Regions from separate parts of the Homo sapiens genome. Here region 2 is linked to region 1. The links are chromatin contacts, found by Hi-C or POLR2A ChIA-PET in ENCODE. All regions are on one chromosome and are shown on one strand. The core of a region is the stretch at or near the end of the contact, and the rest is flanking DNA. Distances in the headings are between cores, read along the strand shown.

Region 1 (3,077 bases), core at 525-3,024:
TGCACTCCAGCCTGGGCGACAGAGTGAGACTTCGTCTCAAAAAAAAAAAAAAAAACTAACACAAAACCCAAAAAAATCAAAAAAACAAAAACAAAAGCCTATTCAAGAAAAGACCCAAACCAAGCACATATTCTTAGAAAATTCAGCCCCTATTTAGCTCTGACGAGTTTATACTAGATAATACTTAACAGCCAGGTGCAGTGCCTCACACCTGTAATCCCAGCTACCTGGGAGGCTGAGGCAGGAGGATCACTGGTGCCCAAGAAGTCAAGGCTGCATGCAGTGGGCCATGTTCCCGCCACTGCACTCCAGCCTGGGGGACAGGGTGAGACCCTATCTCCCCTCCAAAAAAAAAAAAAAAACTTAAAACCTGATTTGGTGGTTCAAAAAACTACGCTACCACCCTCAAAGAAATCAGACATACATGACACCACTAGCTCCCAGAACACTCTCTGGTACTGAGTAAGATCAAAACTAGTTAAGCACCTACTCTTCTCTTCCTCCCCGCTGAACTCCCTATATCCACGCTAAGTTTGAAAGCAGAACACCAAGCCCAGCAGCTTCTATGCCAGTAAAAGTAAAGCAGGGCAGGAACTACAACCTTCAGGGAGAGTATGGGTGTAAATACAGTCAGGTGCAGTGGCTCACACCTGTAATCCCAGCACTGTGGGAGGCCAAGACAGGCAAATCACCTGAGGTCAGGAGTTCAAGACCAGCCTGGCCAACATGGCAAAACCCCGTCTCTACTAAAAATACAAAAATTAGGCCGGGCACGGTGGCTCATGCCTGTAATCCCAGCACTTTCGGAGGCCGAAGCAGGCAGATCACTTGAGGTCGGGAGTTCAAGGCCAGCCTGCCCAATATGATGAAACCCTATTTCTACTAAAAATACAAAAATTAGCCAGGCATGGTGGCGCGCACCTGTAATCCCAGCTATTCACGAGGCTGAGGCAGGAGAATCACTGGAAGCAGGGAAGCAGAGGTTGCAGTGAGCCGAGATCATGCCACTGGACTCCAGCCTGTGCAACAGAGCGAGACTCCATTTCAAAAACAAAAACAAAAAAAACCACAAAGACACACACATTGGCCTAGCCTACAGTCAGGATCATCAATATCACCATCTTCCAACTCCATACCTTCCTTGTCCCACTGGAAGGTCTTCAGAGGCAATAAGACCCATGGAGGTGTCATATTCTAGAGTAACAATGCCTTCCTTCTGGAATACCTCCTGAAGGACCTGCCTGAGGCTGTTTTACAGCAAACTGATAATTTTTATAAGTAGGAATACACTCTAAAATAACCATACAAAGTATAGCATAGTAAATCCACAAACCAGTAATACAGTTATTGTCATTACCAAGTACTATGTACTATACATAACTCCATGTGCTAGATTTTGTAAGACTGGCAGTGCAGTAGGTTTGTTTACACCAACACCACACAAACACCTAAGTAATGCTACACGCTGTTGCACTATAGACAAGGTGAAGTTACTAGGCGACAGAAATTTTTTAGTTCCATTATAATCTTATGGGACCACTGTCCTTGACCAAAATGACATTTGTTTTGCAATACATGACTGTATGTATAGCCTTCAGTCACACCATCAAAATAAATGGCTCTTCTAAAAAAAACTCCAACTATATTCTAAGTTGTGAAGATGACTATTTCAACATACATGCAGGAATAAAGCAACTCAGTCCAATTTGTCCCCAGGCAACCAAGCTAACCACCTCCCATTTCACCGGTGTTCTCACTGCCAGGAAGAAGAGGAATGTAACTGGACTACAAGTTGGCTCTGGCAACCCGAAACATAAAATTCCCCAACACCTGGGGCCACATGGAAACAACTAATCAATGGATCCAATAAAGTCTTGCTCCTAAGTGTTTTTTCTTTTCCTTTTTTTTTTTTTTTTTTTTTTGAGATGGAATATTGCTCTGTCACCCAGGCTGGAGTGCAGTGGCACGATCTCGGCTCACTGTAGCTCCACCTCCCAGGTTCAGGCAATTCTCGCGCCTCAGCCTCCCAAAATGCTGGGATTATAGCCTGGCTAATTTTTTGTATTTTTAGTAGAGACAGGGTTTCACCATTTTGGCCAGGCTGATCTTGAATTCCTGACCTTGGGAGATCCACCTGCCTCAGCCTCCCAAAGTGCTGGGATTACAGGAGTGAGCAACTGCACCCAGCCTAAGTGTTTTCTCTTAAAGAGGATTCTGGCTGACCCTCTCTAAAATACACTAAATTGAATTCTGATTATACTTATAAATCAGAATTCTTATAATACTTAAAATTAACAGTCTATCTTGTTGATCCTTTTCCTTTCTTACTGAAACATAAAATAAAGGTGCCTCTTACAGCTGAGGGCCTCTCGGACTGGATTACCACGGCAAGTTATTAGGTTCAACCATAAGACTAAGCCTCTCAATGCCTCTGTTTCCTCATCTGGAAAATGGAGATAGTAACTTTACATCATATGACTGTTGTGAGGGTCAAATGATTTGATGTGTGTTAAAACTAGCCTGGCACAGAGTAAGCAACCTGGATAGATCATTCTTTCGAGGGTTTTGTTAGTGATGACAAGTTGTACCTCCCTATCCACACACTACCCATTGCCTTATAAGGAGTGGCAAATCCCTAAGACAGCTGTTAGTTTTAGTCTATAGCATTTTAACCTTTCGTGGGAAACTAACTGACCATTATAGGATCAAAGCTGTAACTTTAACCTTTAACCTATATGCTACTATAACTATATACTAGGCAAAAATTAAATCAGAGCTTTTCAAGTCATCCAGCACTGTGATTTGGGTCAACTAGCTAATAGCAGGCCAAAATGAGATGAATAACTTAGTGGAAACACAACAATCAACAAAAAAAATTGTCAATTCTCAGTAACATTCATCTTAGAAATCAGGGGTATACACCAAGACCAATCTCTGAGTACAGTCTCCAGTCAGGAATGTATTTTTATCCCTTCCTAGTCAAATAAACTCAATCCTCCTCCCCGCAACACACATAATATTAAAGAAAAAACAAAAAACATATGTGCAATTCTAACAAAGAATATCCAAATATATAA
Region 2 (3,071 bases), core at 520-3,019, 430 kb before region 1:
TGTGGTTTGGGGCAGGAGCTTGTAGTGATTTCGATTCAATCTTCCTGTTTTGGGTATTTGTAAAAGGAAACTAATTTTTCAGAAACTTCTAGCTGGTATCCCATGTCACTCAGCCATCCTCTATTTAAATATTATTGAAAATAGTGATGAGCTCATGTATGAAAATGTCATTCTTCCTTTTTTGGAGTCTCTTGAGTTTTTTATATGGTGGTATTTGTGTAATGAGTATTAATAAAAGTGATAGTAATTGGTAATATTTCCTATTCAAATTTCAAAGTTTAAAATTTCAAATAGGAAATTTCAGATACCTTTAGAAGTAGAGCAGCTGGGTGCGGTGGCTTACACCTGTAATCCCAGCACTTTGGGAGGCCGAGGTGGGTGGATCATGAGGTCAGGAGATAGAGACCATCCTGGCTAACACAGTGAAACCCCGTCTCTACTAAAAATACAAAAAAATTAGCTGGGCATGGTGGTGGGCGCCTGTAGTCCCAGCTACTTGGGAGGCTGAGGCAGGAGAATGGCGTGAACCCAGAAGGCGGGGCTTGCAGTGAGCAGAGATGGCGCCACTGCACTCCAGCCTGGGTGACAGAGCGATACTCCGTCTCAAAACAAACAAAAAAACAAAAATAAAACAAAAAGAGGTAGAGCATATAGAATAATGAACCACCAGTTTCAACAGTTATCAACTCACAGTCAGTTGTATTTCACTTTTATTCCCTTTCCCCAAAAAGGATTATTTTAGGAAAATCCCAGAAATCTGTCATCTCATTTGTAAATATTTCAGTGTGTGTCTCAAGAAGATGAGGGTTTTCTTTAAAAACATAGCCATAATAATATGACATTAAAAAATAACAGTAATTTCTCAATATCATAAAATAGTCATTGTTTAAATTTCCTTTTTTTTTTTTTTTAAAAAAAGTGGATTTGTGGCCGGGCACGGTGGATTATGCCTGTAATCCTAGCACTTTGGGAGGCTGAGGCAGGTGGATCATCAGGAGTTCGAGACCAGCCTGGGTAACATGATGAAACTACTAAAATATAAAAATTAGCCAGGCGTGGTGCTGCATGCCTGTAATCCCAGCTACTCAGGAGGCTGGGGCAGGAGAATTGCTTGAACCCGGGAGGCAGAGGTCGCAATGAGCCTAGATCACACCACTGCACTCCAGACTGAGTAACAGAGCGAGACTCCGTCTCAAAAAAAAAAAAAAAAAAAAGTGGATTTGTTTTATAGGCATTTGGATTGTACACCTCCTTAATCTCTTTTAATCTGTAAGCTCTTTCTCTCTCCTTTTTTTTTTTTTTTTTTTTTGCAGTTTATTTGTGGAAGAATTGGCATTTGTCCTGTCCTGTTCAAAAGTTTTAACTGGTTTCTAGTGTTTTCCTAGCTGGACAAATTTGGCATTTGACAGATCATTCCTATACTATTGGCCCAGTATATTTTGTGGGAAATAAACTATTTGGGGGTTCAATCGATGTAAAAAAAAATAGGCATTTCTGATTTCATTTCAGATGTTGCAGTGGTAAAGTATATTCCAGTCAGGAGCTGGTGAGGCCTGAGGCCCAAGTGTGCACCCACGCGGGGTTGCAGAGAGGCCGAGAAGTGCGTTATTACCTCCCTTCTCCTTGGTCCTCGTGGGTGGGCATGAGAGGTTGGATCTGTCACTCTGAGACAGCAGAGGGGGACAAGGAGAAGTGAATGAAATACGTGTTGCTTCTCCAGGCCTTCATATCAGAAACACCTGCCGCTGCCCTGAGGCCACAAGGCTGGCCGCCGGCTGGTGCTCTTGGCTCCCTCTGCTGCTTGCTGGGTGAGGATGCCCTGGGCTTGTGGCATTTTTCTTAAAAAAAAAAAAATAATAATAATAATAATAGAAGGCAGGTCTTATAGTAGTTGTTCACTGGAGACACTTTGGAGTTGACAATTAGTGAGGACTCAACTTTTTAAAATGTGATCTTAAGCTTTTTGATTTTTTAATTGAAGTTCAGAAAAATTAGTTGATACTTGTCCACCCATGTGAGTGATGCTGTAGTCTCTGGTACATCAGCTTTTTAGTTGGTTTCCGGAATCCAGCCCTTAGAAGCCAGACGGGTTGGGCATTCTACCTGCACATCAGGCTGCACAGAGGCTGGGCCTTGGTGCTGTTGGGAGCCCCAGGCCCTTCCTGCTGAGAGCACTGGGGAAAGGCCTGCGTGTGGGCGCCTGTAGAGAAATACCAGGCTCATCCCAAATTGGAAATCGCCAGACGTTCTGGAAAAGTACAATTTTCATAATCAAATAAACCCTGGTAGTATAAATCTTGTATTTTTACTGCAGCGTTTGTTTAAGGAGAAGCATTTTTGACAGCTCTTGTAGCTTGTGAAAGGAAATGCAGACTGCACAAAGCTAGATGTCCTTTTGCAAAATGTTAAACATTTGCTGACTTTGCCGTAAAGTTTTATTGATTATTTGGAAAGCTCTTTCATTTGTTGATTTTAGTGTCTCATCTCTAGGCATCTGGTGAAAAGGGTAGTTTTCCTGGCTTACCAATTACTTTCATGAAATCAGAAGAACATTTTCAAGTCTTCTGTGAAAACATCCTTCCTTCCTGTTTATTACTGCGTTTACGTGGGGATGGTGAGCCAAAGATGACGATACAGGAGCACACTGGCCATCTTTCTCTGCTTGGTGTCTGGGTCATGTACTTTTTTTATTTCATTTCCTTCATGCCGGCGTTTTTATAATACTGAAAAATATCAGCATAAAATATTTTTTTTAATTAAAAAAAAAGTAACTCAGAAATGCTTAGGTTCAGTTGGATATGTGACATATTGGAGGTGGGTAGTCTGGCAGCCAATCTGAACACTTTTGTGTGTGTGTAGAGACAGGGTGCCACCGTGTCACCCAGGCTGGAGTGCAATGGCTCAGTCTTGCCTCACTGCAATTCCCACCTCCTGGGCTCAAGCCATCCTCCCGTCTCAGCCTCTCGAGTAGCTGGGACTGTAGGTGCATGCCACCACACTGACCTAATTTTTGTGAATTTTTTTGTAGAGACGGGCTTTCGCCATGTTGCCTAGGCTGGTCTGGAACATCT

The links. Hi-C counts contacts between places; a loop is a spot of excess contacts on that map. ChIA-PET counts read pairs that join two places held with the same protein, here RNA polymerase II (POLR2A). Pooled maps may share reads with other maps.
Region 2: POLR2A ChIA-PET joins it to region 1 with 17 read pairs in A673. The contact joins two enhancer-like sites. A Hi-C loop is called at or near these places in 2 of 50 pooled maps. POLR2A ChIA-PET finds 5 or more read pairs at or near these places in 2 of 52 experiments (A673 and WTC11).

Annotation. Positions count from the first base shown.
Region 1 is chr14:102,603,913-102,606,989 of GRCh38, reverse strand. All of the region lies in intron 2 of RCOR1 (REST corepressor 1), which reads right to left. Among named protein-coding and RNA genes, the nearest start is that of RCOR1, 13 kb to the right of the region's middle. Within about 2 kb of position 1,774, at least 2 of the 41 ENCODE cell types and tissues checked have a DNase peak (open chromatin) inside an H3K27ac peak, as active enhancers do.
Region 2 is chr14:103,030,774-103,033,844 of GRCh38, reverse strand. All of the region lies in intron 1 of CDC42BPB (CDC42 binding protein kinase beta), which reads left to right. Among named protein-coding and RNA genes, the nearest start is that of CDC42BPB, 25 kb to the left of the region's middle. Within about 2 kb of position 1,769, at least 11 of the 41 ENCODE cell types and tissues checked have a DNase peak (open chromatin) inside an H3K27ac peak, as active enhancers do.